Regions from separate parts of the Mus musculus genome. Here region 2 is linked to region 1. A link is a contact called in ENCODE Hi-C or POLR2A ChIA-PET data. All regions are on one chromosome and are shown on one strand. Each heading gives the region's core, a stretch centred on a gene start or an enhancer-like site at or near the end of the contact. The rest is flanking DNA. Distances are from core to core; before and after follow the strand shown. Region 1 holds the start of Ctbp1 (C-terminal binding protein 1). Region 2 holds the start of Slbp (stem-loop binding protein).

The links. Hi-C counts contacts between places; a loop is a spot of excess contacts on that map. ChIA-PET counts read pairs that join two places held with the same protein, here RNA polymerase II (POLR2A).
Region 2: a loop to region 1 is called in a map of left cerebral cortex, with 2.4 times the contacts of the local background. The contact joins the promoter of Slbp here to the promoter of Ctbp1 in region 1. A Hi-C loop is called at or near these places in 1 of 37 maps with a recorded cell type or tissue (left cerebral cortex). POLR2A ChIA-PET finds 5 or more read pairs at or near these places in 3 of 5 experiments (Patski and embryonic stem cell).

Annotation. Positions count from the first base shown.
Region 1 is chr5:33,273,610-33,276,474 of GRCm38, reverse strand. It overlaps Ctbp1 (C-terminal binding protein 1), which reads left to right and starts at 1,471. Exons shown (of 10, transcript NM_001198861.1): 1 at 1,471-1,696.
Region 2 is chr5:33,651,267-33,654,466 of GRCm38, reverse strand. Slbp (stem-loop binding protein) reads left to right here and starts at 1,893. Exons shown (of 8, transcript NM_009193.2): 1 at 1,893-2,272; 2 at 2,388-2,504. The coding sequence starts at 2,214. Tmem129 (transmembrane protein 129) reads left to right here. Exons shown (of 4, transcript NM_026698.3): 4 at 1-1,251. The coding sequence ends at 101.

The sequences.
Region 1 (2,865 bases), core at 222-2,721:
CAGGAGCAGACTCCTGCCTGCAGGGACCATCCCTGGAGTAGGAGTCCAAGCCAGTGTGATGGTGACAAGAAGCCTGGGTTTCCGAGGCTTCCTGGGAGGTTTCCGAGGTTTCCTGGGAGGCCCTAAGGGTTTTTTTTTTCTTTTTTTTTTTTCCATTTTTTTATTAGGTATTTAGCACATTTACATTTCCAATGCTATACCAAAAGTCCCCAATACCCACACCCCCCCCACTCTCCTACCCACCCACTCCCCCTTTTTGGCCCTGGCGTTCCCCTGTACTGGGGCATATAAAGTTTGCAAGTCCAATGTGCCTCTTTCAAGTGATGGCCTATTAGGCCATCTTTTGAGCCCTAAGGGTTTTTATACAAGCCCTGATATAATCCCTCACAAGGATGGAGTGATGTGGTGGTCCTAGTCACAATGTGCAAGAAAAAGTGGGAATTTGGGCAGCCTGAGAAGGAATAGGAGGTGTCACTCTGCCATGGAGTTGCTATGTTAGGATGGAACAACTGGGAGGAGCCCTTTGGATGGATCTGTAGGGAGTCACCTGCAGCTCGAGAAAACTGGAACAGACCAGGAGAGACAGTCCAGGATAGGGGTGGGGATTAAGGGAAAGTGTACATCTGCTGGCTTTCCCCCCTAGCCCTCAGTCTATTTAGGAAATACTGTAGCAGGTTTGAGACTCCACCTGTTAGATCTTTTTCTCCATCCATGTCTGCCAATAGATGGAATTGGAAGGTATTTTCAAAGCATTTTTTCTGTAAACAGATGCCCAGGCCCTTGTCATCCCTCATTGATACTGCCCACCTTTCTCAAAGATTTGATTTTCAAAACTCGTAACCATATGGCCTTCAGCATCCTTCAGTTTGGACTGTTCCCGTGATGTTATTATTATTATTATTATTAATTATTATTATTATTTTATTTTATTTTATTTTTTTTTATTTTTATTTTTTTTAACAGCTAAGCGGTATCCCTCGCTACGCCTGTCTGACAGTCCCACCAACAGTCAGTCGCTTACTCTGGGGTGGCCAGCGGGCATCTGTCCCTGCGCACAGATCACTTTCCCTGGCTGGGGCGCTGTCCAGCTCCTGGGTCCTGGGTCCGCGGCCCCAGCTCTAGCGCACAAGGGGCCGAGTGAACCGCTCTCGCTGTCCTCTTGAGGCCCCGGCGACTAGACTGGTAGCGCCCCACGCGGATGGGCTGCTTCACCACTCAGGCTCCGGCCCAGGTCACCGCGCCAAGGAGTGGCAGGGGCGCAGTCCGGGGTACGCGCAGGGGAGGGGAGGCCGGGGGCGGGTACAGCTGGGGGCGTGTCCAGGAAGGGAATCCAGCCTGGGAGGGGCGCTGGGGGTGGGGGCCGAGCGTCGGGCCGGCGGGCAGCTGGGCCCCTGAGCCGCCCGCGTACGTCCAGCGCGCCGCCTTGCCTGCAAACAGCAGACCAACCGAGGCCACGCCCGCGCGCGCGCGCCGCGTGTCCCCGCCCGCTCGTCGGTCGGAGCGCGGCTGGCGGCGCGGTGGCGGCTCGGCACGGCGGTGGCCGGGCGCAGGCGGCCGGGCGGAGTAGCAGACTGCGCCGAAGCCGCCCCAGGCGCAGGGCTCGCGGCGGCGGAGAGCGCCGGACTCATCGGGGCCCGCGGCCACCCGCACCTTTCAATGGGCAGCTCCCACTTGCTCAACAAGGGCCTGCCGCTGGGTAAGGCCGCGCGCGCGCATTTCCGGCTGCGGGCGGGGGGTGGAGGGGCGGGGGCGGGGCGGCCGGGCGCGCGCGGCGCTGGCTTTGTGTGCGAGTGCGCGTGCGCGCTCGCTGCGCGCGCGCCTGGTTGGGGGGGAGAAACCCAGGAGGCCAACGGGTGATGCGCATGCGCGAACTGCTGCACGCGCGTGCGCGTCCCTATTTTCCGATGCCCGCTCGCGACCCGCGCAGGTGACAAAGGGGCCTGTGGTGGTGCGACCCAGACTGTGACCGAGCCGGGCCTGTCTTCCTGGCCCGGGGTCCCGCGAGGATCCTTCTCGTGGACACCCAGCCGGGACCTAGGTGTTCCCGGAGTGACGAGCCTGCGGATTCCGCATGGGCCTCGGGTCGGCAGATCCGGGAGCGGGTAGTCTCTAGAGGTGGCGCTGAGGGAACATGGGTGGCCTACATGCCTATCACCCCTCTGGTCGACTTAGTGATGCTCAGCTTGGCACCTGGATTTGGACCACTTACGTTTTTTTTTATTCATTTATGAAAGTCCTTAAGCCACAGGGGTCCTGCCTGTGGAGGGCAGTCCTTCCTTGGCTGCGTTCCCTGGCCGCGTAGCCTGGCGCACGCGCAGCGAAGACGACCCCACCTTCGGGCGGGGCAGCCGAGAGGTTTCGGATTAGGGAGGAGCCTTTTGCCCACCGTCCAAGTGCCCTACAGTGTCCCTCTCTTTGGCGCTTCCACTTTAATGACCACACGGCTTGACCCCCAGCTCTGTTCTCACAAGGGCACTGCCTTCTTCCTTATAGCCTGAAAGCTGGCAGGGGATGAATCCTCGCAGCGTGTGCTGCCAGCAGGAAATAAGGAACTGTAGGCAGGAGGGAAAAAGGGAGGCGCCCTGTGATGGCCCACTATACCTCTTATCACACAAGGCCATTTTGCAGATCCTGTCAGTTTGTTTCAGGGTGTGGCGGGGTAAGGCCCTCCAGGCCTGCCTTCATCCTGGACTGGTGGTGGGTACTCCTCCCCTACACTGCACCTCTTCAGAGCTGAACTCCCTGGAGGCTCATGTGTATACACACACACACACACACACACACACACACACTTTTGTAGGAAGAGGCTCTGCACCCAAACCAGCAGGGTTATAGTCCAAATTTCCCATGGGGTAGGGAGGGCAG
Region 2 (3,200 bases), core at 644-3,143, 380 kb before region 1:
GCCAGGATCCCCAGCGCCCTGACACTTGGCTAGCCAGCCGTGTGCCCTGCCCCACTTGCCGTGCCCGCTTCTGCATCCTGGATGTGTGCTGTGTACGCTGAGCATCACAGTATGTTCTGTGTCTCCACTAGCCACTTCTGGGGAGTGCCTGAAGCTCTTTGACTTTGACAAGAGGTTCTAGTTAAAGCACACACTTAATCTACAGCCACTCTCTACCTTGAGTCTATCTATGGTCAGTTGAAGAGTTTTAGAAGAAATTCTCATGGAAATGCCCTATCCCTGGACCTTCAGCCTCTTCTCTTCCAGTTTACCTCCAGGTGGGGCTGATATGCCACATAGGATGCTCCAAAGCCCCAAGACATTGGAGTTTGGCTCAAGAGCCTTTATTTGGCCTGTTTGCCTTAATTCTATTACATAGCATACCTGTATTTCAGTTAAAAACCAGACCCTATGGTGTTGGGTAGACACTGACAGTTGAGAGGGTCACCAGGGTGCCACTCTAGTGTGAAGTCCTCTTCTAGGGTATCCTGGTGACTGTGGCTAGCCAAGGGGCCACTTCTTGGTAGGAAGGTATGACAGAGTACTTTCCCAAGTTCCTCACGAGGGTTGCATATGCTTTAGAGGGTCCACAATGCTTTTGTTGTCTTGTCCTGCTTCTCTAGTCCAGGGGAGACCAAAAGCTCATACTCCTAACCCTAGGAAAGGGTTTTAGGGAGCCAAGGACCAGAGAGCCACAGGACTATCCAGAAAGAAACCCATCAGGGGTGTAGCACAGGGTTAGCCAAGCCCCTGTGGGGTGCTTGGATCAGGAGAGGATACCTCAGTGGTTAAGGTTCTGATGGACGCACATATACATAGATGTACTCACTTATCTATGGTACAGATGGGTGGGGAAGAGGTTGCTCTTTACTCTCCATCTCTGACACAAAGTGTAGCTGCTAGAGGGATGACCTCTCCTTCAACTTGTCCTGAAGCACTTACATTTAGTTGTTGAAAGCAGTAGTAGCAGACCAAGCTAGCCCCTTATCCAGCCAACACTGCACCTAACCCCAGGGATTTGCTACCAGAGCAAACTCAGTTCTGCCTGTCCCTGAAGTATGACCAGGAGACAGCCAGTTTCAAGGGCTGTCTGCCTAGCAGAGGCCAAGTGGTTTGAAGTTATTTTTAACCACAGAAGAGTTAATTTTATACAAATAAATGTAAATGTAGTTAAATGATACAGTATTTAATAAAGTGTTCCTTTTCAAGTGATGTACTTCATTTTGTTTAACCTGGTAGTAAAACCAAACTTTTGCAGTATTTTACATAGTGGCTGCAGGATGTTGGGAAAGTCAGATGAATATAGTCACAGATCAGAAAGTCGTATAAGAAACCAGTGTCAGTGCTTGGTACGTTCAGAAGGACAAGCCCTTAGATGGCTCCACATAGTTACCACCATCCCACCCTCTCACGCTGCTCTGGGCCAGATCCACTCTTAAGGGAAGGGTCATGATTGCCCACATAGGACAGGTGGGATCTGCAGGGGCCTGGCCTGCGTGCTGGAGACTCAAGCACCAGAGGCAGGGCAGATGGCCTTGCGGGGAAAAAGAGGCCACTAAGTTATTTGGCTGTTAATGGATGGCTTGTACGGTTTTAAAGCTATGGGTATAAGCTAGAGGCGGGCTCTCCCGCCTTACTGTGGCGGTGGGTAGGAGGGGCCGGTCGGGATCTTGGACTGCATCTCGGTGGGCCGGCCCTCGCCGTGGCCACACCTCCTGACTTTGAGAGGCAGTGGCGCGCACTGCCCAATCTCCCGCCAATATCCCTCGGGCCCGCGAAGGGGCAACCAATCAGAGGCCCAGCTGCTACAGCGCCAGCCTCCTGGAAGGCCGTGGGGGCTGGGGGAGGTCGCCAGTTCCTTTCCGCCTTAGTCGGGCTGTTCCATTTCTCCCGCCCTTCGGACGGCCGCATTAGGCGTTGTAGTTTAGCGACTGCCCGCAATCCCAAGGCTTGGGTTGGAGCCGGGTCCGTCAGGCGGGCGCGCAGAGCTGAGAGGGACTCCCCTGCAGGTGCGCGTCTCATGGTTTCGCCCTTCGCCGCGCGCGCGCGGGAGTTACCGAGGGGCGGGGCCGCTGCGCACTTAAGGGCGGTTGGGCAAGGCGAGCTCAGACCTCGTCAGTGCTGTTGCCGAGTGAAGTGCTTGCCGCCGAGCTGCCCTTCAGACTTCTGCCGCCATGGCCTGCAGACCTAGAAGCCCACCCGGTTATGGGAGTCGCCGCGACGGTGGTGCGAGGTAAGCGGGTCATGCGGTCTACGAGTCCTCGACTTCTCGCCGTCTGTAAGCTAAGGGTTCCCTGAACCATCGGTGCTTGGGGGCCCCGCCCACTGACCGCAGTCTGTGTCCTCAGCCCGCGGTCCCCTGCGAGATGGAGTCTCGGACGGAAGCGCAGAGCGGACGGAAGGGACCGGAAGCCCGAGGACTCCGAGGAAGGCGAGCTCCAGACTGCGGACCACCGACCTGAAAGGTGGGTCCCGACTCCTTGGAAACGGGTTGGTCACTCGGGGGGTTTGGAGACGGGCCAAGGGGACCCTCATCCCGTGGCACTCGGGTTTTCGAAGCTGGTGGAGTAGATTAGCTTACTCTGGAGATTCTCTTCAGTTTTGCTCAGTGTTAGAAGCATCTTACCAGCGACTGATAGGTGGCAGCAAAACTGGTTTTATCCGGAGTGGGTCAGCCTTTATATTTTTCACTCATAATGTCAGTAATGTCAAGGACTACTACTATGAACATCTTGTTAAAATGTTTCGACCTCCAACCCTCCCCTGCTTCCGGGGCGGGGGTGGGGGGGAGAGAGAGAGTGAGTGTGTGTGTGTGTGTGTGTGTGTGTATGTGTATTGGGGCGAGAAATTAGGTTTTATTACCTGAGTGAAAGCGAGATACAAACCAAAATTGAGTCCTAGATTATTCATACTTGTAGTTGGGTCCTTCCATTTGATAAGCTTTTGCCACGGTGTTTAGATTTTTTTCCCTGAGGCATTGTGCTTAAGTCAGTGAGGTCCCTTGGTAGCCTGATGGAGGCGGGCTAGCAAGTGAAATAGTAATTCAGAGAGACCAGGAGTGCCTTAAGAGTAAGCTGGTGATGTGAACTCTTCAGGGAAGTGCTCTCTTTGGGGACCTTTGTGTAGTGATTGATGAGAAAAGCGATCTCAGAAATTTTGAC